Linked DNA regions of Mus musculus: region 1 is linked to region 2. A link is a loop called in an ENCODE intact Hi-C map of the cell type or tissue named here. Cell type or tissue: heart. All regions are shown on one strand. Each heading gives the region's core, and the rest is flanking DNA. Links, peaks and the distances in the headings are about the cores only. Region 1 overlaps Matn2 (matrilin 2). Region 2 overlaps Matn2 (matrilin 2).

Region 1 (12,898 bases), core at 2,218-10,217, 88 kb before region 2:
TTATACTTCTTCATTGTTGTTCATCACCAAAGGAAGTCAGGACAGAAACCCAAAGATCCTGGAGGCAGGGGCTGATGCAGAGGCCATGGAGGGGTGCTGTTTACTGGTTTGCTCCCCATGGCTTGTTCAGCTTGCTTTCTTGTAGATCTTAGCACCACCAACCTAAGGATACCACCACCCACCACCCACCACCCAGAGAGGCTTTTTCCTCTCTGATGACTTTAGCTTATGTCAAGTTGACACACAATACCAGCCAGGACAGAGATTTTCTTGACAACTTATTGAATTTCCTTGAAAGCTATTCATTAATTTGGCTTTTGTTACTTATTTTTTGGTCTCCTCTGGTAATTGGTTTCCTTAAAAGCTGCTCCACTTATCTACATGGTCAAGTTTATTGGTGTAAATTGCACTTCCCAACATTGAGCCACAGTTTAAGAAGTGACACAGTGTCCTTTAACAAAACATGCCCATTTTTTTTGTTTTCAGAGATCATAAAACTTTTAGCAGAAAATTCTGGAGAAACATTGAGACCTCAGGATAGGCTTGTGTTTTATATATATATATATATATATATATATATATATATATATATATATATATATATATATATGAGCCTTGGTTTCCCTGTAAGATTTGGCCTTGATGACAGAGCTTCAACAAACACAATTTCTTATCTTACAACTCTCTTGACCCTTTGGCCCACCTAATGACTCCAGCTTCTCAGAAGTGCCACAGCTGGGCCACTGCTGAGCCCATAGTGTGAGCCTACACCCCAGAGAGGTGGAGGATCATCTGCCTTCTTGGAACAGTAGGCTTTCAGTGATGGAGGGTCCAGTGTACTTGGGGCCAGATATGGGGGCTGCCTATAGGATTGTCTGTAGTTGTTAGCTAACTCACACCAAGGAACTCTGAGTTTCCTGGGATGCTACAGACCCTGTGGGATGCGGGAGTCCCTAGCCCTGTGAGACCTTGATTTAGGTTGGTCCATCCTTCTGGAAAAGGAGGGGCCACATGTGTGCTGTCTAGGCAGAAGGCATGTTCAGGCATTTTCTGACAATCTCAGTTTATCGCTCTAAGCTATATTTTAATAGGTGCCACAACAAAGAAAGGATCCAGTGTTTTCTTTCCATGGATCATAAAGCTTTTCATAAAATCCGAAGAAACATTGTGACCTGGGCCATGGGTGTGACTCTGGGAAGAGAAGCTGCTGTTGACTCTTTTGTTCTTATCACTCCTGTCATTTATGGGAGAGCTTTACAATTTAGAGTACTTATTGTTTTGTCTTGTCTCTCTTGACCTCATCAAGTCCTTGAGAGTAAGATTTTATAATGATGCCTAATTTATAGATAAGAAAATCATGACCTGAGATATCATCTTCATTGCTTTTCTATTGCTGTGACAAAACACTATTACCTACACTGTTAGACAATCAAGCTTTTAATTGGGCTAGAGTTCATGATGGTGGGTCAAAAGCATAGTGGCAGGAAGAGCTGGGGGTTTATTTATCCCCAGGTAGGAGACATAGAGATCTAACTGGGAATGTGGGAGTCTTTGAAATCTCAAAGCCCACCCCCAGTGATACACCTCCTCCAACAAGGCCACACCTCCTAATACTTCCCAAACAGTTCCACCAACTGGGGACCAAGTATTTAAATATCAAGGCCTTTCTCATTCAAAACACCATAGATGTTTAAGCACTCAAGATGGTCAGATGAAACCAGAAACCACTCCTTGATGATGTCATTTTATTTAGAAGAAACAGTATTCTACATTAAGAATTTTTTAAAAGATTTATTTATTATATGTAAATATACTATAGCTGTTTTCAGACACACCAGAAGAGGGCATCAGATCTCAATATGGATGGTTGTGAGCCACCATGTGGTTGCTGGGATCTGAACTCAGGACCTTCGGAAGAACAGTCAGTGCTCTTAACCGCTGAGCCATCTCTTCAGCCCTACGTTAAGAATTTTTAAAGAGATTTATTTATTTATGTACATGAGCACACTATTGCTGACATACTACCAGAAGAAGGCATCAGATCTAATTACAGATGGTTGTGAGCCATCATGTGGTTACTGAGAATTGAATTCATGACCTCTGGAAGAGCAGCCAGTGCTCTTAACTGCTGAGTCATCTTTCCAGCTTCTTAACCCAAGTTCCTCCTGTGGAATGGACCTTAAATTCAATCTGCATCCCTGACAGCCATGTCATTATTCCACCAGCAGGCACATTTCCCTTACATGTTGATATGGCAGCACGTATTTTTCATAATCAAGCAGGACTTATGACTCTCTCCCCTCAGCCTACAGGCACTACAAAAGCTACTCAACAATAGAGGATTTCAAGCTCAGTTCTAGTTTTATTTTTTTATGTCCTACAGCCAAAGTAGGTACGGTTTTTGGCAACAAGTAGGGTCTTAACATCTAGTTCTAGCTTATAACCAACAGCAGCTGCTATAGACCTTATGGTTTATGAAGACCTTGGACCTTCCTGCCAATAACTCACAGAGAGCTAACCCACCTTGGCACTGGGATATTCAATAAAATTATAGCTTCTGGACTTTATTTTTTTTTTCCTATCCATAGAAAATCTGTTTAAGTCTTTTGACTGCTGTTCTTGTTGTTCTTCTACATGCCTTTAACCATCTGTAAAATGCTCAAGGGTTAACATTATATTATATATAAGTATATAATATGTAATTAAAGATAAATATTATATAGTTATATAATTATAGATAACATTGTACAATATATAAAAGCCTTTCTACCACAGTGGGCAGGACCTCTGAGGGGCCTTCACAACCCATCCCAAATAAGTGCCAAATGGTTTGGGGATTTCATGGCTAGGAGGATACTACAAAATGTTAACAAGGATCCCGTCCCTCACCTCAATTGTCTCCTCAGAAGAGCAGTGTTGGGCACAGGGCTGCAGATCCAGCACACCCTCATCTAACTCTGTAACACTCAGCCATTCTCCATGAGCTGCCCTATGCCCGTGTCTTGGCATTGCTGAAGAGCTGCCACACACCACCCAACTTGACCGGCTAGACAGTGTGGGTATGTGCTTTTGGTTCTCCTTAGGGGCAAGAGGGAGAGGGGCTGTGCTCTTGCCTGTTATTCCCATGGCTTGAGCTAACCTCTCCAGTCTTACATGCTGGAGCCAGAACATTTCTGCTGTCTTTCCATCAGCCACATCTGGATGCTAAAAGGGCCCAGAGTTGAGTGAACAATCTCAGTGTACTTTTTGCAGGGAAAAAGTGTACACAGTTATCCTGGAGGATACCACCTGGGACAAGCTTTGTCTTTTCTACCTGTACTGTTTTATCCTTTAAGACTTCCACTGAAGTTTTACGTAGGTTTTAAACCCTTCCAGAAACCCACAAACACTGGTCATTTCCTCTATCCCAGGACTTCTGGATCCATATAGATCTTGCCACATTTGCTTTTGACCAACCTACTACTTAACCCTACTTTTGGTGATAGGAGGGAGGCACTTTTTGTTGTTGTTGGGTATTTTTTGCTCTCTCTCTCTCTCTCTCTCTCTCTCTCTCTCTCTCTCTCTCTCTCTGTTTTTTGAGACAGGGTTTCTCTGTGTAGCCTTGGCTATCCTGAAACACCCCTGTACACTAGGCTGGCCTTGAACTCACAGAATCTGCCTTCTTTTGCCTCTGCCTCCCGAGGGCTGGGATCAAAGGCATATGCCATCACTGCCCAGCTGCCCCACTCATTCCTGGGATGGATTGTATTAGCACTTTAAGAATCTGATTTACATGACAGCCTGAGACATTTGGGTCTAGTGAACCTTTCTAACTCATAAACATGATGTTTCATATTTCTGCAAAGCCACAAAAGCCCCATTATAGTCCCATGATCCCTTCTAGGTTATATCCTTTCCAAATGCTCCCGTGAATAAAGTTCTGCCAGGTCCAGTGAACTGGGCATAACATATCCAGCCTCTAGGTTTTATGTGTCCCTTCTCTATCCTGATGCCTAATACTCATTGAGGGCCTAGTGTTCCTAATGGCATAAACCCATTCATTAGTGACGAAGTTCCCATGTTTTGCATCAAGTTATGGAGCCTTTGTCATAAGAAGGGATGAGTAGTTCAAAGGAATGACAGACTTTCACTTGGCTTTTAAAGGATCAGCCTAGCTGTGTGATCAAGGTTAGGATGAAGAGGACACAGGCAAGCTCTGCCCAGGGGGGTAAATATGCAGTCCAGGTGAGGGCTAATGGTAGAGGTGGAAAATCTCTGCAGCGTAATGGGGGAACTCAGCATTGTTTTATTTTTTTGGCAATCCCAAAGTTTTCTTTGAACATTACTAGGTTGTTGAACGACCTATATCTCAGGATACACTCTGCAGTTACAACTGGGCAACATGGACGTATATAAGGTTCAACAGATAATGTTCTTGTACAGTTGTGTGTGTGTGTGTGTGTGTGTGTGTGTGTGTGTGTATGTATGTTTGTGTGTGTGTTTGTGTGTGTGCGTGTTTGCTTTTCCAGTACAATCATAGGAACTCAAGTCAGATACATTTGAGTTCTCAACCACCATTTACTATCTGTGTGGTCCTGGACCTCTCAGAGTTATAGCTTCCCATCTGAAATGGAGACTATGTAAGGAATACCAAGCTAGCACATTCTGTTGGTCTATAATCATTACCCCATAAATATTAGCTAGCATAGATGTGGCTAGAACCATGAATAGAGGGCCAAAGAACAGTTTTTACTTTTTTTTTTTTAAACTGTAGCAAACTAGAGCTGGGAAGACATACCATTTATTCCAACACTTATTTCCCAGGAAAGGAATAGAAAATGATAGAGTAAATATATGTGGTTAGTGTCCTCTCACTAGGTGAAGCATGCAGGTCTCTGGACTTTCAGGGTGCCTGCCTCTTCCATACATCACTACCACAGATCTTAATGTGCTCCTAGGTGAGAATACTAAAAACAATAGCAAGTTATCAAGATTCACCCTCTGTATGCAGTACCGTCCTCAATACACATTCTCTCATTTAGTCCTCATCTTATTGTCTGAAACTTGTAGAAAAGAAAACTGAAGACCACAGAGACGAATGTTCTTGTCCCTGGTGGAGAAGCATGGTTTGGAGACAGGGGCAGACTAGGAGCCAGAAGCCTCAACACAGCATGGGGTTCTTCACTGGAAAAATAAAAAGGTCGAATCTAGCCTTTAAAGTGCCCCTTTTAGTTTTAAAATGTTTATGTCCCAAGTGCTTGATGATCCTGGGCTTGAAGAAATGCTATTTCAGTTCATCAGCTTGCTATCTTACTTATTATAATCAGACCTCAAGTTAATGATCAACTATAAGAAAGGCTTTTTGTAAAACCAAAAGCACCAAATCTGTGTGGTGCAGATTCCCAGCATGTTATTTCTGGCTTCCATGGCAACCCTAACATTGGGTGGCAATCTCAAAGTAGTTGAAGGCAGCAGATGGAGACAGAGCATTTGCTAAACTGCTATGAGCAGCAAGGAAACAAATTGCTTGCCCAATAGTTTTCCTTTTGAATAATTACTGTCCCCATGTGTTGAGGGAGTTGAAACTGAAGCCAAGTTAAGTAGGAGTGGAGGAAACAAAGCGTTGTACCAAAGTGGAAAGAGGACAAGTTTTCAAACAAGTTACGAACAGCCAGCCAGGGAGTCACTGTAGAGAGGGGTAGAGGGATGGGTATTCAGAAGTGCTAGGTGACCAGAAGGAAGTGAAGACAGTCAGTTTCCACAAAGCCTGGAGAAGTGAACTGTTCTCAGGAGTACTGAGTGTGCTTGGTTGGATTGTTCTGCCTCAACAAATTGGAGCCTCCACTTGGAATATCCTGAGGACAGACAAGGCATTAAGCAGAGAGGTAACTATTGAGAAAGCAGATTGTACTAGGTAACAAGCAGAAAGAGATTCACTATAGGAAGCTGGGCGCTTGCACGATAGTAGGAGGAAGGGGTGTGCAGTTCACTACACTAATACACATCGCTCTGGATACTGTCACCACAATCCACCAGGATTCTGGTGAGCCATACTACTGTCACTGTAATCTACAGGGATGCTGGTGTGCCGACACTGGAACACCAAGTTTGTTGCTGTAGTGCACTGTCTTCTACAGTGTTAGCAGAGCTAGCCTCTATGTCTCATCCTTTGTAACCGTCTGTGTCTAATAGTTTAGCTCATTCTTATCCCAAACTCTAGCTGCAGTGGACTCTGGTAATTGTAGTTTTTCCCTTTAAACTTCTGTAGTATTTGAAGACTTGGGGAGAGATGGTATTTATGAGTTGATGTTCAATCAATATTGCTTTTGAAATTTGGAACTAGGTATAGGATAAGTTGAGAAGCCCTCACAGTCAACCTGAAGTTTCTCCTTCAATTACCTAAGCAAGGTAGACTTATTCTTGTGGCAGATATGCAACTCCTAACATCAGGAATTTAAAATAGTTTCTCTGGGTTTTTGTTTTAGGCTTATCAATAGGGAGCTGAGAATTTAAACCTGAGACCTTGTTGAGGACCTTAAAGGACCACACAGGTTGGGGACAGGCATGGTGAGACTGGGTTGGACCAGGCATGAAGTCTGGGCTAAGTGTGTATCTGAAGGGAGGATAAACACACACACACAAACACACACACACACACCACATACACCACACATACACACACCACACAAACTTTTCTATAACTCCATTTCAGCTCCTTATTAGTGACTATATGTGACCCCAGACAGCTCTGTCATCCTGCCTCTTTAGGATCCAGCCTTACCACCCACTTTCGGTTCCTTGTATACCTGGGTAGTACACTCTGGTCTGGCTTTGAGCCTGCACTCATAACTGCCCTAACCTGTCTACTCAATCCCAGGCCTAACTCAGTCTATCATATCATAAACTTGTGATTCATGCTTTTTAAAAACCTCCCAAATATGCCTTCTCTGTGATTCATCTTGGTGAGACTGTTATATGGTGTCTTTAGAACCTGGTACAAGAGTACCTGTGTTTGTACAGTTGAAAGTGTCTCTCTTGCTGGTCCAGTGTTCAGAGATAGGTACCCTGTCATACAACTCATCTTTACTCTGGGGAAAAGACACCAGGACCCCATGCCATGCAGCTGAACATATAGGGCCTCCTTCTCCTCCTGGCTTGAAGATCTTAGCTATTCTGCATTACTGTTCACAGGTCTCTCTGCCCTGCTCCTGGCTTCCATTTGCTGAACTCTTAGAGAGCAGAAGAGGCTACTGCTCAAATTCTTACGTTTGAGTGCCCCTATAGGCCAGTGTCTAAAGTAGGCTTTAGACAACTAGTTATGTTATATGATGCTCTATAGAGAGCAGAAGTCACATAGCTTGTTTCCCAGGAAGTGCTTGGCACATAGTTTTATATTAGAAAATGTGTTTTTGTGTGTGTGTTTATGTATGTATGTGTACATGAACATGCAGATCTGTGGACTCTAATGGAAGATAGTACTATTTCTCAATTTAAGAAAAAAGGAAAAAACTGCTCAGAGTGTTTGAGAATAATACTAAGTTGTTTTTTTTTTCTGTTTTTATTCTGTCAGCTCCTATTTTTTAAAAGGATCTAAAGCCACCGAGTATGTATGTGTTTGTTTATACTCTATCAATTACAGGAAAGTTTGTGCAGCAAACTCTGAGAGGACTTGTTGAGCATTTCTTAGTGAGGTTGGAGCAAACTGCTTTACCTTGCAAGGAAATTTCAGTTCATTGGAAAATATTTCTCCAGGGCTAAACTAGGGCAGCCTTTTCTTTGGCTCCCTTGTAAAGAAACCCATCCAGGGCTCTGGAAGCCACAGTTGTTGAAGTTCAAGTGGTGCCGCCTTTCAACTCCTATAATACTTACCAGAGGAGACTGGTGTGATGTGGCATTTTTTTTTCCTTTCCCTTTTTCTGGCTCCTTGGTGCATGCTCCCTGAGGGCCTTAGAGAGCTGTGTTCCTGAAGGAATTTATAACAGCAATGGGAACAACTGACATTTGAGCTGGTGTCAACTAGGATCCATCAGGGGGCCCCTTGCCAGTGACTCTACTTATTAAGCAGTATTGCTATGCAAAGATGACTGACAACTCATTAAAATCTTTGTAAAATAACAGAAAAAGAAACAAGTATATTTTTGCAAGGACGCAGCCTATATGTGTCTGCAGGTTGAAAAGAACTCACCCATAAGGGGTTTCTCCCAATACATTTGTCCTTCTGTACATTTCTTTCTGGGTTAAAGTGCACACAGAGCAAGCTGGACAATCCCAAGTCTTCAGCTTTGGACTTGGGTTCCATTGGTATGTATTAAAAAGAACATACAGGCTATTCAGACAGTGTGTTGGGTATTCCTGGGGGAAGCTATGATCTAAGTAAGTTCAATGGTATCAGCTGCATGCTCTGCACAAAGAGAAGAAAATTTGAATGTCTGGCAGAAAGGGGAGCCAAGCTATTATATTTTCCCTTTCTTCAGTCATGTTCTTTTTATTTTTACCAGGCATTCCACTTGGGCTATGGAGGGATGGCCATGAACCATGAGCATTGTCTCGTCTTGATGTATGATGTGACTTTCATTTTCAGTGGTGGACCAGGACTAGAGATTGTGTGGCTTGTAGTTGCACTGGGTTCATGGAATACTCTCTGAGTCTTTCAGTCAGATGTCAGTTCTCTGGAGACTGTGATCAGCATAGGATCTTCTGGTAAAGCACATATGATGGGGCTTGGACAGTAGCTCATCACACTCTGCCTTGCTCTATGGTCACTGGTATGCTTACTTGTATCAGTGAGCACTTTGAGTCTCCTTAAACTCAGATAAGTGCATCCAACTACCTGGCATGTCTTAGGATGCCAACGTCCCTACAGCACCAGGCACTCACTTTTGCCTTTGATGCCTTCAGTTCGCCACCTTCTATGTACACATCTGAACTAGGCTGTCATGCAATTGCAGTCCACTGTATGTCAAAGTGTAGTCTGATTTGTGGGGCTTCTGGGCCAGCAAACATCGTGTTTATGGGATGATACTACACAGCATGTGTCACTACTTACCCTGGGATGCACAGCAGGTAAATCTTGTGACATTGGTTCTATTTTATTGTCTAATTCTCCTCCCAGTCTCAGGTACCAGTTAGTGTGCTATCTGCTGACTAGGAGGGTAAGGTACCTTTTCTGTGGGACATTTTTCTGTTGAAAGGAAACTACATGCTAGGTTACCTACTGCAGTGAAACAGTGGTTGTAAATGCAAAGAGTAGATAGGTTTTCAATTTCTTTCCACCATTTCCTATCAACCCCACGTCCATGGACTTGCTAGAGAACCTCTAAGTCTCATCTGCCCTCCCTTCCTTCTCACATTCCTTCCTGTGTAGTAGTGGGTCTACCTTCTTTACTGTCTGAATCAAACTGGAGACTATGGCATAGCAGTCACATACATGATTCAGCAATGGAACGATATTTGCACCAGGAGACATGAGGGAATCCAGGATACAGTGTCACCATATTTCTAAGACTTCTCCTGGTAATGGAGACACAGGCATGGAGTACTCTGCTGCAATCCCCTCTTCTAGGCACTTGGCAAATGGCCTCTCATGACCACATGTCTCTAGAGACCGAGTTCTCAGGCTTGTGCCCAAGAACCACCTGGAACGAGTGCTGATTCCTCGCCTGTACAGGATCTGACTCATTAACTTCAGGACTCAGCATTTTTAATACATTTGCCAAGTGTTTCTGACATCACCAGACCACTAGGGATCTCTGTCATGGCTGGCTCACTGAACCTCCAGATCAGCTTTTCCATCCATCCAAGCTCATGGAGGACTGCCTATACTTCTTTTTTTGCTTCCTTTCCACTCCTTACACGTACTTATGCACACCAAAGAGAATAAGCAAAGATTCAGATAAGAGCATCCAACTATGTGGCACTTTGCTGAGTCCCAGGATTCATAGAAGATGGTGCATGTAGCTAAATAGCTTTATACATAAAACATAGAGAGAGGATTTTAGTAGAGGTAAACATGGGATATGAAAGAGGGTCATTTACATCAATGGAGGTACACTGGGAGAAGTGTAAAAACAAGAGACCCCATGGCTTAGAGCATCAATAGCAGAGTGGAAGCTCGTGAAGAGAGCCTCCTGCAAAAGTTAGTGACCTTGTTGCTAGTGACCCTGGGATGGTACAACCATAATGACTTTATTGTCAGTGACCTTGGGATGGTTGCATTGGTAACCACTCCCTGAGGCTTCATTGTCCTGGGCACTTTATAGCTGTCAGACCAACTTTTTTGACTCAGATCAAAATGTACCCAGATACTCATTCATGAGAAGTTCTGATATGAAGAGAAGACTAAGGTCCCTTGAGTTAGGAGAGGCCAGGAGGGCCGTAGATGAGATAGTTAAAATACTAATATTAGGAGGAGTCTAATGATGCGCTGGCAACACTGGTTGGGAAATGTTGACGTGTGGTGTTGATGAGAATACTATAGCTAAAATTTGACATTAAAGCCAAGGAACTGGGGCTGTAAATTGAGGCTGTGGTATAGATTTACCTGCCATTCTGGTCCCAATTTTAATCTGTAACCAGATGTCAATCTGGAAGTCCCTCTCCTTGGGATTCATAACTTGATATTTGAACCCCATGTAAAGTGTGCAACACTAACTTCTCTTAGGTTTCATCATATTAGTTTTGACTCATTATTCTAGAAATACCTCATGACCTCATGTTTCCTCCCAACAATGAGCCTAGAGAGACCACAAGAGCTGTTTTTCCCCTTGACTTTGGAGAAGTACTTAGAAAGTATTACAGAGGACAAAAGGCTTTGTCAATGAGTCCAAGAGATGTCCTGAGCCCAGTAAGCAGCGGAGGGTGTTGTCCTGAGACCCTGAGTCAGGGTTCAGTCTCTTTCCAGCAGTACTTTTGGAAGATGTGAATGGAAGTGATGGAGCCAGAGAAAGCCATTGCTCATCAGCTTTGTACAGTGTCTAATGTGAGGTAATGCAGCAGCTGGCTGCTGATTAGCAAGGGAGTTGGAGAAACAAGAGTTGATTACAGGCCTTCCAGGCCTGGCCAGGGTCCAGGCACTCTATTAAAGTGCCTAAATATGTGGGAATTACAGGTCAAGTGACACTGGGGACAAGAGCCAAAGATGAGACAAATTATTCCTGATGTATCCTCTTTGCCATCTGTAAGCCCTGCAAGTCAATCACAGTCTTGAGGCACATGGGGACAGAATCTCACTTGGCATGTGCTGTCCCATGGGCGGGGACTATCACAGCATCATTTGCATTGTGGTCTTTGCTCTAGGCACTGCCCACCTCTCTTGTGTCCCATAGAAAATCTTTTGCCGGGCAGTGGTGGCACATGCCTTTAATCCCAGCACTTGGGAAGCAGAGGCAGGCGGATCTCTGAGTTCAAGGCCAGCCTGGTCTACAAAGTGAGTTCCAGGATAGCCAGGGCTACACAGGGAAACCCTGTCTTGAAAAAAACAAAAATGAGAGAAAGAAAGAAAGAAAGAAAGAAAGAAAGAAAGAAAGAAAGAAAGAAAGAAAGAAAGAAAGAAAGAAAGAAAGAAAGGAAGAAAGAAAGAAAGGAAAGAAAAGAAAGGAAGGAAGGAAGGAAGGAAGGAAGGAAGGAAGGAAGGAAGGAAGGAAGGAAGAAAAAAAAGAAAAATCTTTTGAGGTCCTTTTTTTCTCTGTTTCTCTCCAGTGTTCTAGTCACATTTTAAATCATGTCCCACTGGTTAACTCTATTAACAAGAGCAGTTGTAACTGTTTGCTCACCATTCCTGTGCCCAGCATTACTCTGGCCATGAAATTAGTGAGCTCCATATTCACACATTATTATCCTGAGCTCAGCCATTAGCGTCTCTTATCTCCATCCTGTAACTGCACTACCAGGCTCATACTTACACTTCGATAATGCTGAGGTCTTATCTTCACTTTGTGTCCATTGATCTTGATGTCTCCTTCGCCCTTCACTTTCCCAGTTGCCTGGCCTCTCAGATTTAATGCTGTCAACCTTTGTCCCTTCCTGATCCACCCGATAACCCTGTTATATCCAGCTTTTGCCTAACTTGCCCCAGGTCAGAGTAGCTGCAACAGAACACCCTAATGTGTTCACTGGTCTCACACATCACAATTCTTTCTTCAAGTCTGCCTTTGGGCTGTTTAAGATCACTCTCTAGTTCTTAACTAGCAGCCAGAACCCCAGAAACTATTACCTTGTTTTTTTACTCTTGTATCATTAAAATCTTCAGTTTTCTCAGTGCCCACAAGCCATCTGTTTGTGGAGCTTTGCTAGGGAGTGATATAAAACCTCTGGTCTCTGTTTTCCATTCTCTTAGCACTTGTCTCTTGTCCTGGCTACATTCCTCCTAGTCCCCACAGTCACTGCAAGACCAGTGGTCTGTCTATCTCAGTGTCTTCTCCTTCAGTCTCCTCAGATCTCATACCTGCTGAGCCCTCAGCAAGCCTTGCCAAGGAAGTGTGGATATGAGTTAACCAGCAGGCCCAGGCTCTTGTTGTGATGAAGGCCAGGGTTGTTTGTTTGTTTGTTTGTTTTCTTTTGTTTTTATCATTTGGGTAAGTTAAATAAGTATTTAGCAAGGGAAAAGCACTTGGTGAGGTACAGGAAAGCTTGGGCCATGTTCCAGAAAAGAAAAGAACTGACCCCCGAGAGCAGAAAGAGTCCTTGTGTACCTTGAGGATTGTGCGAATGCAAGGTGAAGAAGATGGGGTGAGCATGCTTGGTGGTGAATCTTGGTTCCTCACACTTGTACAGTCAGACAGAGGGTTCAACCCAACATCTCTGCTTCCAGACAGAAAGGAAACTGTAAGCAGGTTTGGACTCTCTAGAGCCATGTCCTCATCTGTAATGTGGAAACAGAAACTGCTCAGTTCCTAAGGTGACTAGGGAATAAATAGGCCAG
Region 2 (12,898 bases), core at 1,888-9,887:
CAGAAACCCAGTCTATCACCAGAGTCAGCCCCATGTACAGAAACATATATTCAGAGACATGTTTTAAAATGTGTAGTGGACCTTAAACCATATGGCTCCCCTGTTAGTTAAGGTCTCACTCCTCAGCTTTAGCCTGTTGTTCACCAAGAGACCCAAAGAGACCCCTGTATTGCTGTCTGGAGACCTCTCGCTCAGGGACAGGCCCGGGCACACTCTCCTTGCAGGCCAGAGAGAGATACCCTCCTCCAGAAGTTAGCAAGCTCAGGATTCACACACTGTCCTGAGAGAAGCCCTTCTTTCCAGCTGTGGAGGACACTGCTTGTACAGGAGCCAGAGCCTTGAAGCTTCTGGGATCCAACTGGCCATACTCCCAGTCCATCTATCACAGGCTAACATGAAAAACCTCTTCAGCCTCAATGGCCTGCCCCTGTCCCACCCCAAGCCTAGTTGTCTAAGTCTGCTCTGAAAGCCATGGCAAAATACCACAGACTGCATATTGTTTTCTAACCACAGAAATGTCTTTCTCATAGTACTAGAGGCTAGATGTCTGAATGCAGGGCGCTAGCATGGTAATGCTCTGGTGAAGGCTTTCCCCCACCAATGGCGTGTCCACTCATGAAGGAAGAGAGATGGAGAGACAGGGAGTGAATGAATGAGCTCTTTGGTGTCTTTTTAAATAAAAACACTAGTCCTGGACTGTCAAGATGACTCAGTAAAGTGCCTGCCTCGGCAGCCTGGTGAGCTGTTTAAGCCTGAGAGTGCACATAAAGATAGGAGAGAACTGACTCCAGAAAGTTGTTCTCTGACCTCTAGATTGCACGATAGCACATCAGCTCCCCATCACATCATATACCCTTGATGATGATGATGATGATGAAGAGGAGGAGGAGGATAGTGACGGTGATAGTGGTGATGGTAATAATGATGATGATGATGATGGTGGTGGTGGTGGTAATGGTGGTGATGGTGATGACTAGAGTGGTGATATATGGATGCTTCTTAGTTTAAGAAAAAGCTTCTACAGGGGCACCAACAGGTCAGCTGCCCCCACTGAAACCATCATGCCAGCTGTTGACCTTGGTCAGGCACCTTCTTGGCAAACTACCCCTATGACCATCTCCTCCTAAGGTCAGTTGCATTTCAATTACATTGTATGTGGAGTTCAAAACCAGACCAGAGTCACTATCTGTCATTGTTGACAGTCTGACTACACTGGACACACTACCCCACAATTCCTGAAACTCCCACCCCACACACACCGCCTGGTTTATAACTTAGATGTGGGAAGCACAGTTTGTGTCAATATACATGTACCTCAACAACCTAGCTATGCGGCTCAGCCTTGAGTCATCCTGGTCACAGAGGGCAGAGCCTGTTCACAGTGAGGCCTTAGTTAAATGAAGGGGAAGGCATGTCTTTGAGTGGGAGATGTTTTTGTCCTGCTTCCTGGGACTTCTTAAAGCTTCTACCCTGTTCTGCTTTAGCATTGATTGGTAACTGAGTCTGGTTCATCTTCTTGTCTGGGCAGAGTCTTAATATCTGCTTCAGCACATGTTCCTTGGCCCATCTCCTCTCCCGTGTCTGCCTGTAGTGCACGAGGTGCTGGTGGTCCCTGGGACTGACCTAATTCAGTTTCTTCCCCAGCAGTGGTTAGGGTTCCTCTGGAAGAAGTACTTAAGATGTGTCAGTCAGTCTGCATGGTAGCCACCGGGATGTGGGCAGAACGGCCACAAGAGCATGGAGTAGGGAGTCCCAGGTCTCAGGAAAGATGTTAAATTTGATGCTAGACACTCAATCAGGGGAGCCAGCCACAGGTACAACCCACGAGCTTCCCTGACACAGGTGGACAGCAGCAGTGCAGGTGCATGGTCCAGATGGGCCAGAGGGAGGTCAATGCCAGAGGGAGTCACAGGAGCAGGTGGGACCTGTCACCTGTAGCACAGGGTGACAGGAAACTTTCTGGAGCTTACCTTGAGCCAACTATTAATTTGTCTTCCAAGAATCTTACCAGACTGGCTAGCCCCATAGAGTTGGGAGGGAAACACAGAGGGGATGAATCTGTGAACTACTGGGTTCAGTACAGCTAAGACAAGTCACCTCTTCAGTTTAAGGAGCCTTGAGACAGTCACTTCTGCTCACTGGCCATCAGTTTCCTCATCTCTAAAGTGGGGTTGGACCAGCATACTTCCAAGGCCTGTTTTAGCCTCTAAATATGGATAGAAGTGGGCATAGGTCATTGTTCCACAAATGCTTGCTAAACAAGTACAGTCCTGCCTGGAGTGTACACTATTTCTGCAGGCCGGTGGCAAGTTAGAGATGGTGACTTAAAGGACACACTCAAGTACATTCCCATAGCAGAGTATCATCGGCCCTGAGAGAAGCTGAGGCCAAGATGCCTTCCAGAGTGGGTGGGCAGGTAGGACTAGCCTCCCTGAGCAGGAAATGAGTTCAGAGCACACTTAGCATTCTGTCTCTTATGGCATATGGTCCTTGGAATTCCTGTGACCTCACACACCCTCTGCATGCAGAAAGTGGGCAGTGTGAGAAGTGAGAAGTGTTCTATAAGGCTACCTTAGAGGAAAGGTGGGGAGCCCGGGAGTGGGGAGCCCTGCAGTAATAAAGTCCACATCATAGGATCTGGTGGACATTCTCAATGAAAATTCTAGGTAGAGAGTGTTGGGAGTCACGGGACCTTTGAAACCTCAAATCTTAGCACCAGTGATACACTTCCTCTAACAAGACCATACATTCCAATCCTTCTAATCCTTTCAAATGGTATCACTCCTTGATCACTAAGCTTTCATATATAAGAGCCTATGAGGAATATTCTTTTTCAAACTACCAGATTCCACTTCCTGGCCCCCATAGGCCTATAGCCATGTCATAGTACAAAACTGTTTCATGTAGTTTTAAATTTGCTACTGCCTTTGCCCAGGATCAGCCAAGCTACCAGCCCCTCCTGTCTTCCCTTTTGCTTTGCCCACCTTTGGTTCCAGGAGGTAATCATGCTACCAGCTCTTTCTCAGCTTCCCTGAATCCTCGGATAAAAGACACAGACACAGTTTGTTACTTTACAATTTGCCTTCTTGGAACAGATATCTCCCTCCTGGAAAAGCATGTCCTTATCAATTTATTATCTCTGTCTCTCCACCTGCCCTAAACTTAATGGCTAGTCCCATCTGGCCCCTGTCAAACATCCTTGGCCACCCACCTGTAGTGGAGGCCACAAGCCCCAGCTTTCCCCAAGACCTCACATGATTGCTACATTCTTCTTTCTCCAAAGCATGGCAGAAAGCCCTCTCTCTTTCCTGTGCCTCCTTTTTCCTCAAAGTACCACCTATACCTTCAACCCAGCTTTCTTTTTTTTTTCTCTTTTTTTTACTGTACATTTTTTAAAAATTTGTTCCAAATCATTTGTTTTCTACAAAATCATGCAACTCTCTTTTTTTTAACAGTTTTTTTATTTTATTTATTTTTTTATTAGATATTTTCTTCATTTACATTTCAAATGCTATCCCAAAAGTCCCCTATGCCCTCCCCCGACCCTGCTCCCCAACCCACCCACTCCCGATTCCTGGCCCTAGCATTCTCCTGTACTGGGGCATATGATCTTCACAAGACCAACGGCTTCTCCTCCCATTGATGGCCTACTAGGTAAAACTCTGCTACATAGTCAACTAGAAACACAAGCTCTGAGGGGTACTGTTTAGTTCAGATTTCAACCCAGCTTTCTTTACTGGCCAATCAAGAACCACTTGGGGAACAAGACCTTTCTATTAGAAACTCTCCTTACATAAAATGCATTCAGGCCAACTTCAAAAGTTTCCATCGTCTATCACAGTTTCAAAACTGTTTAAAAGTCCAATGTTCAAAATCTCTTCTGAGACTCAAGGCACTCTCTTAAGAGTTACAGTTGGGGGGAGGGTATAGGGGACTTTCGTGATAGCATTTGAAATGTAAATGAAGAAAATATCTAATAAAAATTTTGTTTAAAATTAAAAAAGAAAATTAATGTGGTACATAATTTTGAGAAATACCATATCTATGGAAAATATACAATTAAAGGAAAATTTTAAATGTGGAAAAATATAAAATCAAAATAAGAAACAGATCACATACTTTGAGCATCCAATGACATGGGGTGTACATTAGCATTCCAGAAGTAAGGAAAGGGAGCATGGCGAGGCAATACTGGACCAATGCAAGACTGAAAACCAGCTGGGCAAGCTCCTCTGCACCCCCATGTCTAACAGCTAGGATCCCCAACTTCTTTCATGTTTCTCTGTCTTGGCCTGGATCCACATCTCATCTGCAGCTTTTCTTGACAGGTATCTCACAATTCCAGCATCTCCAACATACTGGAGTTTCCAGCACAGTCCAGCTTCACACAATGACATCTCTGGGCCTCGTGCAGGGACTTTTCTTTTGCTGAGAAGGGAGTGTCCACAACCCCTTTCATGTATCCTTGCCACTATAGCAGAATCTTGTAACTAAAGCTGCTAATTCTGCTGCTTGCTAGAGCTGGGCCTCACCCCCTCCTTCAGTTACATTTGCATCACCTTTCTGCTGTTGGCAGCTTCCATCACACAGAAGCCTTCCTTCATTACTATTCAAAAATTGGGAGTGTAGCGCATAGGGTCTTGCCCTGAGGTCACCACTCTCATTTAGCATCAGGCTCTTCTTTAAACTTTTTATCTCGTTGTGCAGTGAACTCCATTATACTTTTTGGTGCTCCTTTTATCCTCAAGCTGTACATTTTGCATTTTTCTCTGCCTAGCTTACTCTTTTTCACATAGATCTGCATAAAAGTGGTTACTAACAACTACATGACACAGTCAATACTAGCCTGTCTTGAAATCTCTGCTGACACCATAACAAAACTCTTCAATTTAGCCTCAGATAGATTTTTAGGATGAGGGCAAAAAGCAGCCACACTCCTTACCACAATATCACAAGAATGTCTCTAACCCACTTACTACTCTTCTTTTCGTCAAACCCAGCTGTCATAATCTACACTGCTCCCAGCACCACCATTAGTTAGGCCCCTGCCAAAACATTCAACTGCTTTCCTAATTCAGAGTCCTAAAGTCTACATTCTGCCATCAAGCAGTAGTCAGGCTGCTTACAGTAATTACTCTGACGACTGTTTTAGTCACTTTTCTATTGCTATGAAGGGACAACATGACCAAGGCAGCTCTTATAAAAGAAAGCATTTAATTGGGGTCTGGCTTACACTTTCAAAGGTTTAATCCTTTGTTATCATCACAGCATGCACATAGGTGCTGGAACAGTAGCTGAGAGTGACACACTGACACACTGACCCAGAGATAGAAAGAAAAAGAGACAGATAGACAGAGACAGACAGACAGACTGACTGACTGACTCTGGCCTTACCTTGGACTTTTGAATCCTCAAAACACACCTCCAAGTGACACACTTCCTCCAACAAAGCCATACCTCCTATGTTTCGAACAATACCACTCCTGGTATCTAAGCATTCAAATCTGTAAGCCTGTAGGGGACATTCTTTTTCAAATCACCACAATTACATAGGGAAGTTCCTATACATAAAGATATGTAAAGCTGTGTAATGTTCCATTGCATTTGGTCAGTCCCGTTTCTGGACACTTTGGTTGACTCTCACTTTTCACCTCTACAAACAGTAATGTAGTCAGTAACTTGAAAGCACATCCCTTTACATAGTGCAAGGGTATCTGCAGAAGGGAATCCCTACATGAAGTTGCTGAGTGCATTCTGTAACTTTCATAGACATGTGTGCCCTTTAGTACAGTTGACTTTGGAAGCTGTATGTGTTTTCCCTTTAGCAGTCATCTGTAGACGTCTCCTATGACTGACTGAGCATCACCCATCCTGTTCTGGATCAGATACCCTGAAGGGATGAAAAGAAAAGCTTATAAACTCTTACTTACTTTAAAGCATGTACATTGTAACAGTTCCAAGAGAACTGAGGAGCTGGGCTGGAGGCTGCCGCCATATAGCCAAGTATAAGAACACGAGCCTATGGGCACAGGGCTTCTCCCTGGCTGTCCTGACCTCTGATAAAGAAAAGCAGTGCCATCTGACAGACATGGGCTTGGGAAACTTGAGCTCAGTCGCCTGTATCTCCATTGAGGAAAACCCTGTAGTCTTCAAGACTACAGGACTGGGTTTAGGAAGTCCCAGGCAGAAGAGTGTGATCAGAAAGTCCACTTTGGATTAGGGCTTGGTGATATTGGCCTGAGCACTTTTGCTATTTTATTACCTTGGAAAATGGAGTATTCTTATAAATGCATGAAAAAGGAAATTTCCCCTCTGTGCCAACAAGCTGTCTGTGCTGTGTGCCACTTAGTGGTACTTTTAACTCTGTGAGGAACTACCCAGCCACAGGGAATTATTCTGCATTAATAATGAGTCCAGAATGTGTCCAGAGAAGTGAGTCACACCCAGAGCAAACCGGAGCACCAACCTCTGCTTAGAATCTCCTCTGCAGTTAAATGTCCAGCCTACATCATTTCCCCATTGCTCAAACATTCTGGCAGTGTTCCTGCCCAAAGAAAGGCAAAATTCCCTTTGTGTCTGAAAGCTTAGCAGATGGTGATGCTGTGTAGTTGGGAAAAGTTATGGAATTCATTATCAAAAAATTTTTAATCTGGTTCCTCCATTTATTAGCAAGTGGTCTTGGCGAGCTGTAATAAGCCTTCCTCGACTTTAATTTCTCTTGCTAGTAAATGAGAATAATATTGGATCCCTTAACTAGCCTACAGGATATATTTCTGAGGACTTCCCTTGTCTAAAAAATGTTGCAATGATGCTTAACAAAAACAAAGTTGATGGGTTCTTCCTGTTGTAACCCCTGCCAAGCCCCTTTTCCACTTTGGTGCACACCCACTGTTGAAATCCTGTTCACTGTCTAAAAGGCTTAGTTAGCTTTCAGTTAACTGTATGGTTCTCATAAACTCTTACTGTTCCCCGATGGAGCTGAAGAGATAACTCAACAGTTAAGAACACTGGCTGCTCTTTCAGGGGTCCTGAGTTCAATTCCCAGAAACCACATGGTGACTCACAACCATCTGTAATGAGGTCTGATGCCCTCTTCTGACATGCAGGTTACATGCAGCAGAGAGCACTCGAAAATAAAACAAACAAACAAATAAAATGCAGCAGAGCACTCATGCACTAAATTAATTAATTAATTAATTAATTAATTAATTATTTAAAATGTCACTGCCACCCAGCCCTATAAAATAATATGCTACATTCAGGAGCTCAGTGTGGTGATCTCAGAGTTATCTCTGACTCTTGTCCTAACCATGTGACGGTGGACTCTTCATTTCAAGTGTTGGAAAGGACAGAAGTTGACACAAAATTGTCCTTCAGATGAACTTTACTAGGAGAGATCTTCATGATCATGAGCAGCTGCGATCAGGCCGTGACATGGGAGACCAGTAGCAGGCACAGCCACACCAGAGTAAAGAAGCTAGTGAGAAAGAGTCCTGGATTCTAAAGAACGAAGGCCATCCTGATCCGGCGTTGTCAGTGGAGGTGGCCAGATCCATACCATGTGATCTGCCTGGCACTGACTGTGGTCTAGGCTTGCTCACAGCTGCAAGAGGGAAGAGAGAACTCCCAGGAAGACAGGCTTCAGGGAGGTGCGGCCTGATTTCTGGAAGGGGGAGAAAGACAGCTAGAAGATCTGTGCTCTAACATCAATCTACCGGCAAATCTTATAGGCTCTACCATCGGAACATAGGCAGTCTGACCACATGATCCACTGTGTTCTGGGCCAGCAGGATCACTGCAGTAGGCTATATCTGTTTCCTGTGTTCCTTCCCTGCATTCACAGCTTTCTGTGCTTTCACAACACAGCCAGGCTAGGGGATTCTCCTGCTCAAAACATTCTATGACTGCCCTTCTCCCTCAGACATGTCCTGCCTATGTGCCCTCATGTTGTGTCCTGCCTACCCCCACCCTGCTGGGCTCTTTGCCTTTCCTGAAACATGGCGAACATGTTCTTGGCATCTTCATCGTGCATCTAGTCATCCTTCTCATCCAGACACTTCCTCAGACACCAGCACTACTCACCTCCTCTCCATCTCCAGGGCTCTGCTCCTTAGCAGACACTATAAGGTGTCAAACTCCAACCCACTTGGCCCCTTTGACCATATATATATATATATATATATATATATATATATATATATGGTTATATATATATTGGTTGTTCTGTCCTTAGTGTCTAGTCAATGTCTGGCCCACAGCAAGAACTCACAACACATTTGCTGATTATCTAGGTGTGTTGAAGCTTACCTTAGTGCTCAGGCTAAAGCGTAAGATCATGAGTTCAAGGCCAACCTGGGCTACATGGTGGTAGCCTAACTTGAAAAAAAACAACAAAAAGCTTTGCTGCCTTTGAATAAACGAATGAATAGGTCAAGTGTTCTACGTGCATATGTAGATCCACAGGAAAGTTGGTGTTAGACTTATTCTCTTTTAGTCTTAGCTATTTACATCTCCCTTTGGAAACTGTCTTTTTCTGTTTTCTTTCCCCCTGGAGCTGTATGTTTTGCTTTATGTATGTCCTTTTTATATATTAGGAAATTTTTGCTCATAGACACTTTCTATCCTGAAATGAACTCTGTGAGAAAAGACACCGTTTTCATTTAAGATGTCTGGAATGTCTTTTAGAAATGAATAGGTCACCATTCATTTATCTATGAATAATTTTCTTCCATTTTTGTAATTCTAACCAGAACTGGACTCTTGTGCTTTGGGGGACCATGGTTGTGAACATTCATGTGTAAGCAGTGAAGACTCTTTCGTGTGTCAGTGCTTTGAGGGGTACATTCTTCGTGACGATGGGAAGACCTGCAGAAGTAAGTTTACTAGAGCTAATTCATACAGCCATGCCTAATTCACACTGCAGGCTTAATGTGAGCCAACTACTCTCAACAGCTAATACCACACAATCAAATGTCATGCAGGGTCCTTGGTGGGATCCTGAAACAGAAGAGGGGTGCTATGTAATAATGAAGTAACTACGTATAATTATAGGTTTTACTAAATAATAATTTGTCAAGCCAGGTGTAGTGGTACTTGCTTTGCTTCCCATTACTCAGGACACAGAGGTAGGTGGATCTCTGTGCATTCAAGCCCTGTCTGGTCTACACAGCAAGTTCTAGGCTTCCTTACATAGTGACACCCTCTCTCAATGACAGCAACACACTAAGCTAGGCCTGGTGAGCTGGTGGTGTACTCCTATCCTCCTAGCTACTTAGAGTGCTGGAGAGATGGCTTAGTGATTAAGAATACTTGGGTCCTTCCAGAGGATATGAATTCAGTTCCTAGCATCCATATCAGGCAGCTTACAGGCTCCTGTAACTCCAGCTCCAGGGGATCTGACCCCCTCTCCTGGCTTTTGCAGGCAACTACATGCATGTACACATATCCATACACAGACACGTAAGTAAAAATATAAGTAAATAAATGGACTAAGGATGTAGCTTCGTGGTTAGAGCACTTGCCAAGCATACATAAGGCTCTGGGTTCTGTCCCTAAAACTCCAACGACAACAATAACAATCAAAGCGCAGTGTGCACGACTGGGCGAATGGATCTTTGTCAGTCCTCTTCTCTGACTTCTCAAAACTCTTCCCAAAGAGCTGTGAAGGAAAGATGAGTACCTGGAGTCGTTACTCTCATTTCAGACGGGAAAGCTAAGTTTCTAAGAGGTTTCGTGATTTTCCTAAATAGTAGATTATGCCACTGACAAAGGTAAGATCAGCTCCCAGTGCTAGCAATTTAAAACCAAGCTTTCCCCTATGTAACCTTACCAACAACACCTTCTCGTGACACCAGAAGCTATGCCTGCAGACCGCTGGGGCTGGATTGCATCCTGAGACACTGAAGTTGGTGCTGGAGAGTGGAGGTGGCTATGGCAGTGGGAATGTTTGAAGACGGAAGTCAATCCAGAGCCACCAGACTTCATCCAGCTTCACCTTCCTACTCAAGGAGCAGTCCAGAGCCCAAGATGAATGGATCTTCCAGGGGGAGTCCACGTAGACTTTTTGTTGATGCAGTTGTTTTAATCACCGTACTCTCCTCAGGGAAAGATGTCTGCCAGGATGTTAACCATGGATGTGAGCACCTTTGTGTGAACAGTGGCGAATCATACGTCTGCAAGTGTCTGGAGGGGTTCAGGCTGGCTGAGGATGGGAAGCGCTGCAGGAGTAAGTAGCTCAAGGTCTGCATATGGAACTGGGCACAGCTCTTCACTGGATCCTCACATTCTACCTCTGTAGAATTCGTAACCACGTTACAAACTCACATCCCACCTGTGGGTGCTCTGAAGGTGTTTCCAAGGGATCAAGTGAGCTGACTCTGGGCTCTTCAGGAATTTCTCAGTGGCAGTCCTAAGTTGTCAGGCTTCTGTTCTGTTTCCTCCCAGCACTTGCATGGTGGTTGGGTAGCTGTACAGGGCCTAATTTAGTGCCTAGCAAGCTGATGGGAAAATCTAGAATCATTGGTAGCAATTGACTACCAGGGCCAAAAAGATAATTTCAGCTCTTTTTCTTCTTGGCAGACCATATATGTAAGGTAGGAGAAGGGCCGGAGGGAGGTTCTGTGGGGTTTTGAGAGGGGAAAGAAACCCAAACTAACAACAAAAGAAGACTTACCATTTGCTTCCCTAGACCAGGTTTCTCAAGCAGAGTTTCATTAGAAAGCTCCGGAGGGATCTCAGAGATGGCTCAGTTGGTAAAGAGCTTGCTGTGTAGGCATGAGGACCCAAGGTCCATCCCCAGTGCTGTGTAAAAGAAAGCATGGTAGAGTACACCTATCACCTCAGTGTGGGGAGGCAAATACCAGAGAATCCCAGACACTTGCTGGCCAGCCAATTTAGTTGATTTGGTGAGCTACAGCCTCAGAGAGAGACCTTGTCTCAAAAAATAAAGTGGATAGTGACTGAGGAAGACATTGACTTCTGACCCCCACAAGCACAAACATGAGTGCCCACAGATAGTCACATATACGCATGCTAGGATTCTCCAGAAAAGTGGATAACAGCGTTTATGTGGCAGAGGAACACGTACATACATGTTGTAGATAAAGGAAGAAAGGGGGAGAAAAGAAAGAGAAATTGACTTTAAGGAATTGGCTCATGAAATTGTGAGGGCTCGTGAGGAGGACGTCTCTTTGCCTGCTCTGAAGGCCTTCATGTGACTAGATGAGGCCCACACACACTTGGGAAGGCAGTCGGCTTTACTCAGAATCTGCTGATTTAAATGTTAGCCTCACGTACAAGGTACAGAAACTTCTAGACCTGTGCTTGACAAAAAAACAAAAACAAAAACAAAAACAAAAACAAAAAAACAACCCAAAAAGCGGGCACCATCACCAGTTAAAGTTTACATAAAATTAGCAGTTATGCTACTCAAGAAAGAGCAGCTCAGTCAAGTGGGGATTTGAATATAGGTATAGACTTTCTTCCCTTTCTAGATGATAGTTCTCTTTAAGGGGTGGGGGTTGATAATATCTATATGGTTTTCTGACTCTACTGTAGTGGATAGAATGGTCCTTTCTTGGTTAAACACAGCAAGTTCATTTTGTTTTGAGGTTGCTTTGTGGCAGTTTCCTCACAGACTCCTTGAGAGCATGGGGCATTGCACATGTCAGCAAAGCTGAGTAGAGAACTATTGGCACCATTCTTCTCTGGGAGCAGGGCTTGTGTCTAGAGAGAGGCTCTGATGTGAATGAGTGCATTGGGGCCCTGGCTGGCCTCTGCCAGCCTTCCTGCACCATCTGACCTTCTAGCTGAACACTGCAGTCCTTCTTTCATAGAGCTCATGCTTTGGTCCTGTCCACATGTCTGGATGAGCCAATTTTTCTATTCATTTAACATATTTATCAGTCAATACCTTGAACAGGTGGATACGAGGCAATATTTCTAGCCTTACAATTTTATCCCTAAATTAAATCCCACAGTTTCCACCTTCCTAGTGGTATCTCTAGTTACAGATTATAATTTCATGTAAGGTTTCTCCTTTTAAAGGGTAGACAGAGGCTCAGGGGTGTCATACAATCAGAAAGTGAAGACTCAGGGAAATGTGCCCCAACTGGGCAATCCTCTGGCCAGACAACCTTGTACAACTCAGTCAGATACATGGCATCCATAGCTTTATTTATTCTCTGTATGTACCTAGCCACGCCCCAAGGGTGTTGTTAGGATTAAAGGGTCATTAACTACTTCAAAAAGCTCAAATTACCTAACCCATGAGAAATGCTCATTATACAACCAGCATGGGGTATCTGGGATCGCTACTAAGAAATATGAAGCTAACACCTATATAGCCATTCTAAAATCAAATGGCAAATCCACCAGGTCCAGTAGGGTCAAAAGAGCTCTGACGGGAACTGCCCCTTGACCTCAGCCTATTTTGGCACAGACTGCAAAGGCAATCATTTTAGCAATGATATGTCTTTAAGATGGATCACTTCCTTACCATATCCTGACGTGACTGCTCTTGATAGCTTCTTTCTACAATAATGGGTTGTTCATCTCCCCACATTTTCCCTAGGGAAGAATGTCTGCAAGTCAACCCAGCATGGCTGTGAGCACATGTGTGTGAACAATGGGAACTCCTATCTGTGCAGGTGCTCAGAGGGCTTTGTCCTAGCTGAGGATGGAAAGCACTGCAAGAGTAAGTGACCAAAACTGGCTCGCTGCTTCCATTTAGTTTTGGAGCAATGGCTTTTTGGAGCATTTTCAGGCAATAGACTCCTTAGCTCTCCTTCTGCCATAGATGTATATGCGGACAGCAACAACAGCCGCCAGAACACCTTTGATTTAGTAGATAGTAAATAGACTGTTTCTGTTCTGTATGCAAAGAGTATATAGAGGATAG

The links. A loop is a pair of places that touch in the nucleus more often than their neighbours do. Peaks named below come from ENCODE experiments on the same cell type or tissue, not always from the same donor. Only the 100,000 strongest peaks of a DNase experiment are listed, where the experiment ranks them.
Region 1: a loop joins it to region 2, with 2.4 times the contacts of the local background. A loop is called at or near these places in 4 of 42 quality-filtered maps.

What each region holds. Positions count from the first base shown.
Region 1 is chr15:34,325,704-34,338,601 of GRCm38, forward strand. All of the region lies in intron 2 of Matn2 (matrilin 2), which reads left to right. Among named protein-coding and RNA genes, the nearest start is that of Matn2, 25 kb to the left of the region's middle. In heart, for the core only: a CTCF peak has its summit at 5,446; a DNase peak (open chromatin) is centred at 9,598.
Region 2 is chr15:34,413,592-34,426,489 of GRCm38, forward strand. It overlaps Matn2 (matrilin 2), which reads left to right. Exons shown (of 19, transcript NM_001358780.1): 11 at 8,751-8,873; 12 at 10,103-10,225; 13 at 12,572-12,694. Among named protein-coding and RNA genes, the nearest start is that of Rpl30, 23 kb to the right of the region's middle. In heart, for the core only: no CTCF peak of the experiment used is centred there; DNase peaks (open chromatin) are centred at 6,520 and 7,550.